2 separate regions of the Homo sapiens genome follow, and region 2 is linked to region 1. A link is an interaction called in ENCODE POLR2A ChIA-PET data of the cell type or tissue named here. Cell type or tissue: A673. All regions are shown on one strand.

Region 1 (2,500 bases):
ATCTCAAACTCTTTTCACACAAACCCCATGAAATTACTGCTTCGGGCTAAATATTATCATTTCATGTTAAAACCATTAGGTGAATAGTTGTTTGGGGATCTGGGCCTTGGTACAGTATCAAATAACACCAGAAACTACTTTCTGGTTTCAAGGGGGAAAAGAACAACTGTGGAATCAGACTGTCACGACGCTAATCCTATGGTAAATCTAAAATCATTAATGAGGCCAGGTGCAGTGGCTCACTCCTGTAATCCCAGCACTTTGGGAGGCCGAGGTGGGTGGATCACTTGAGGTCAGGAGTTCGAGACCAGCCTGGCCAACATGGCGAAACCCTGTCACTACTAAAAAAAAACAAAAATTAGCCAGGCATGATGGCACACTGTAGTCCCAGCTACTCGGGGGGTTGAGGCGGGAGAATCGCTTGAACGTGGGAGGCGCAGGTTGCAGTGAGCTGAGATCGCGCCACTACACTCACAGCCTGAGGGACACAGCGAGACTCCATCTCAAAACAAATAAATAAAAATAAAATAAAATAACTAACATAAGTCGACCAGATTTGTGGCATAACAGGAGATACAGTATCACCTATGAAGGATTCTTGCCAAAAATGCTTAACTTCAATCAGATTTTTTCTTTTTTTTTGAGATGGGAGTCTCACTCTGCCACCCAGGCTGGAGTGTAATGGCACAATCCCAGCTCACTACAACCTCTGCTTCCTGGGTTCAAGCGATTCCCCTGCCTCAGCCTCCCAAGCAGGTGGGACTATAGGTGTGTGCCACCATGCACGGCTAATTTTTGCATTTTTAGTAGAGAGAGGGTTTCATCCTGTTGGCCACATTGGTCTTAAACTCCTGACCTCAAATAATCCACACGCCTTGGCCTCCCAAACTGCTGAGATTACAGGTGTAAGCCATTGTGCACTTGGCCAGAATCCTCAATATTCACACACCACTGGAGCTGTTTTAAAGTTTCCGGCTTTCTCTGCCACATACCCCAAAATTATTAAACTGATATGATTCAAAGTCAGTATAAAGTAGTAAGAAAAGGGTGGTCTTGTGTTAAGCATCATCCATAGCCCAATTACGAATCCTCCTGTTACATAGGAACTCAACACTCTGTTACACCACAGCAAACTAAAGCTTCTCCAAAATTAAAGAGACTATTGGCCTACAAGTTTCTTATCCCTCCAACTTGCCACACCCTCACTCTCAGGTCTCTTTACCTTGGCTTACCTTGACATTGGGCATGTATTTAGAGAAGCGCTCATATTCCTTGCTGATCTGAAAAGCCAACTCCCGAGTGTGACACATCACCAGTACAGACACCTTAGGCAGGAAGTAGACGGAGACATATGGTAAATGTAGCTCTTCATTATCCCCTCTAGGGAAGTGACTGTCACAAAAACACACCTGGGCCGATAATAAATGACTTCAATTATGTGATCTAAATCATGAACCCCACGCTTGCGACAGAACATCCCCCACAGCTGTCAGGTTGTCAAGGGTAACAGAGGTCATGTGCTCATGGCTCTGCAAGCATCATGTAGCTAGGACAAAAACACCCTTCCCTTATAGTCCTAACCAAAATCCCCTCCCCAGCACTCTCCCCAAATATACCTGCCCAGTAACTGGCTCCAGCTGTTGCAGTGTGGCCAAGACAAACACTGCTGTCTTTCCCATGCCCGACTTGGCCTGGCACAGGACATCCATTCCCAGAATGGCCTGAGGGATGCACTCATGCTGGACTAAAAGTTGGGGGGGGAGGAAGATAAATTAGACTTCAGTCTCCAGATAACTCTACCTTTTTCACCATGCCAAGCCCATTTCTTACCACTCAATTCTCAAAGTCTAGTATTTACCTGGTTCTTGCCAACTTCCAGACCCATTTTACCTCTCTCTGCTCAATTACATTCACCTCAAAATCAGACTCTCCTAATTCCTCCTAGCTTTAGCCTCCTCCAGATCTAGGCCTTCCCAGTCCTAGTAACAAACCCCTTGCATCTACCAACCGCTCACCTTCAATGATCCTAGCTCTGTCCTTATTTTTCTTAATCTGTAACAATTCATGACATTTGAATACCTGCCACAGACCACTTCTCCTGCTTAGGTTGCTATACTTCGGGTCACGTAACTACTACAACCCTGGACAAAATGAAGGACTTGGTACCTGACCCAGAAGCCAGTCATCTCTAAACCAGTCATAGAGGTTTCCAGAGACCACAGTTGGCCTGGCCCAACAGAGGGAGACTACAGGTCCAAGCAGGACCTTTCTGGAAATTTAAAATTAGAAGTCAAGTGACAAAATTAAAAATAAGCAGACAAGAAAAGCCAGTCACAAGAATGAATGGCAGACCTGGAAGTCACTTTTGGATCATTAGCACTTTGGTGCTATCACGAAAGAAAGAATAAGCCTGTATAAGCCTCCTCTATCCAAAATTGTTTTTGATACTTATCCCCTGATTTTTTCTTCCTCACTGTCGCCCCGGCTGGTGCACAGTGGT
Region 2 (2,500 bases), 330 kb before region 1:
GTGCACTGTCTGGGAATCCTCATTTGCAATGTCTGGAGATCTTCATTTTTCTTACTACTAACAATCATCTTGTTATGTTTGCACTTCTTTGCATTTCACCCCTTTTGAATTCTGTCCTTCCATGAAAATTTATTGTCCTTTTTGATCCATCTGTATTCACAGACTTTCATTTGCTTTCTTTTTCTCTCTAACCCGTAAGACTGATAAAAATTGTCCTAAAGTTTCTTTCTTTCTGCTTTGTGTGTCAGGGCTCCTCTGCCTTTGGTGAGAGCAGAGTTTTATCTTTACCGGAAGAAAACTTTTTTTTTTTTTTTTTTTTGAGATGAAATCTCACTCTGTCACCCAGGCTGGAGTGCAGTGGCCCGATCTCAGCTCACTGCAACCTCCACCTCCCTGGTTCGAGCAATTCCCCTGCCTCAGCCTCCCGAGTAGCTGGGACTACAGGTGTGTGCCACCACGCCTGGCTAATTTTTTTGTATTTTTAGTAGAGATGGGGTTTCACCATATTGGCCAGACTGCTCTGGAACTCCTGACCTCAGGCAATCTGCCTGCCTCAGCCTCCCAAAATGCTGTGATTACAGGTGTGAGCCACAGTGCCCAGCCCTGGAAGAAAACTAATTGCTGGGTGAAATATATTTTCTACCAAATTCCCCTTACGAGACCTAGAAAGCCTAATGAACATAGCTACTTACATGTCCTAAGCTGTTATTTTAAGGCCAAAATTAAAACATTAAGGGCACATATAAGGTTGGCCATTACTAACCTGAAAAAAAAGATAAATAAATTTCCATGATTAGGTCTTTTCAACATTGCATAGTCCCAAACAATACTGTTTTACAATTAGAGTTTTTGTTGTTGTTGCTGTTTTTAAATAAAAAGAAAGGAAGTTTGGGTGCAGTGGCTCATGCCTGTAATCCCAGCACTTTGGGAGGCCAAGGCGGGCAGATCACGAGGTCAGGAATTTGAGACCAGCCTGGCCAATATGGTGAAACCCCGTCTCTACTAAAAATACAAAAATTAGCTGGGCATGGTGGCACGTGCCTGTAGTCCCAGCTACTCGGGAGGCTGAGGCAGGAGAATCACTGGAACCTGGGAGGCAGAGGTTGCAGTGAGACAAGATTCAGCCACTGCACTCTAGCCTGGGTGACAGAGAGAGACGCCATCTCAAAAAAAAAAAAAAAAAAAAAAAAAAAAAAGAGGATGATCAGGGATTTTCCAAGGGCCCAGGGGAACCTGACATTATTCCCCCTACTAACCAGACAGCTCTATACTAAGACCAGTCCCTTAGAGACTGATACCAAATCTATTATGCTCATGTTATTCAAAAGAATTTGGGAGGCCGGGCGCAGTGGCTCACGCCTGTAATCCCAGCACTTTGGGAGGCCGAGGCAGGTGGATCATGAGGTCAGGAGTTCGAGACCAGCCTGACCAACATGGTGAAACCCCATCTCTACTAAAAATACAAACATTAGCCAGGCGTGGTGGCTTGCACCTATAATCCCAGCTACTCAGGAGGCTGAGGCAAGATAATCACTTGAACGTGGGAGGCGGAGGTTGCAGTGAGCCGAGATCGCACCACTGCACTCCATCCTGGGTGACAGAGCGAGACTCTGTCTCAAAAAAGAATTTGGGGAAATCTAACATAATTAATGACTCTATAATAAGAAATATACCAGCTGGGTGCAACAGTGGCCCTTTGGGAGGCCAAGGTGGGTGGATCACTTGAGGTTAGGAGTTCGAGACCAGCCTGGCCAACATGGTGAAACCCTGTCTCTACTAAAAATAAAAAAATTAGTCGGGTGTGGTGGCGCAGGCCTGTAATCCCAGCTACTTAGGAGGCTGAGGCAGGAGAATCACTTGAGTCCAGGAGGCGGAGGTTGCAGCGAGCTGAGATCATACCAATGCACTCCTGCCTGGGTGATGAGTGAGACTCTGTCTCAAAAAAAAAAAAAAAAAAAAGAAAGAAAAATACCTCCTACCAACAACTTTCCTCCCTTACAATCTAGTCCAGGGTTACTCTTCAAACCTCTTAAGCTTCTACTCCTGTAGTCCTTCCTCACTTGACACACAGTCTTCTGCACCCCGTCCTTATCAGCTTGTTCACCAAACACTCCCTAAAGAGCCCAGTCCTGCTGGGACAACTCATAGCAGAGTATCCTATTGCCCCCCTAAAACAAAAAGCAACCTACTCTCACTCTCTATCTGTATCTCCCTCTCTCAGGTAACACACAGAAAAACAACCAAATCCTCTTAGAGACCTACTTCATGAGTCAGTCTGTCCCAGATATCAGGAAAAAGTCACAAAACTAGTCATAAATCCCCAAGTCCCAATAAATGAACTGCTAAACCTAACTTTTGGTGTCTTTAATTACCAAGACAGAGTGGAAAAGGCACATAGAGATCAAAGGGAAGAAAAGAGAGACAAAAGATAGTCCCAATTTTTGGCCTTCACTCACTATGCGAAAACTCCCACCTCCAGGTCATCCTGAGTGGAACCCAA

What was found. ChIA-PET counts read pairs that join two places held together with the same protein. Peaks named below come from ENCODE experiments on the same cell type or tissue, not always from the same donor. Only the 100,000 strongest peaks of a DNase experiment are listed, where the experiment ranks them.
Region 2: POLR2A ChIA-PET joins it to region 1 with 17 read pairs; 3 of 35 experiments call an interaction of 5 or more read pairs at or near these places.

What each region holds. Positions count from the first base shown.
Region 1 is chr6:31,537,531-31,540,030 of GRCh38, forward strand. DDX39B (DExD-box helicase 39B) reads right to left here. Exons shown (of 11, transcript NM_004640.7): 3 at 1,617-1,744; 4 at 1,233-1,325. ATP6V1G2-DDX39B (ATP6V1G2-DDX39B readthrough (NMD candidate)) reads right to left here. Exons shown (of 13, transcript NR_037853.1): 5 at 1,617-1,744; 6 at 1,233-1,325. Among named protein-coding and RNA genes, the nearest start is that of SNORD117, 2.3 kb to the left of the region's middle. In A673, no CTCF peak of the experiment used is centred here; no DNase peak of the experiment used is centred here; H3K4me3 peaks cover 1,227 bases; H3K27ac peaks cover 461 bases.
Region 2 is chr6:31,205,935-31,208,434 of GRCh38, forward strand. No RefSeq gene overlaps it. Among named protein-coding and RNA genes, the nearest start is that of HCG27, 9.4 kb to the left of the region's middle. RefSeq lists an enhancer at 1-140. In A673, no CTCF peak of the experiment used is centred here; no DNase peak of the experiment used is centred here.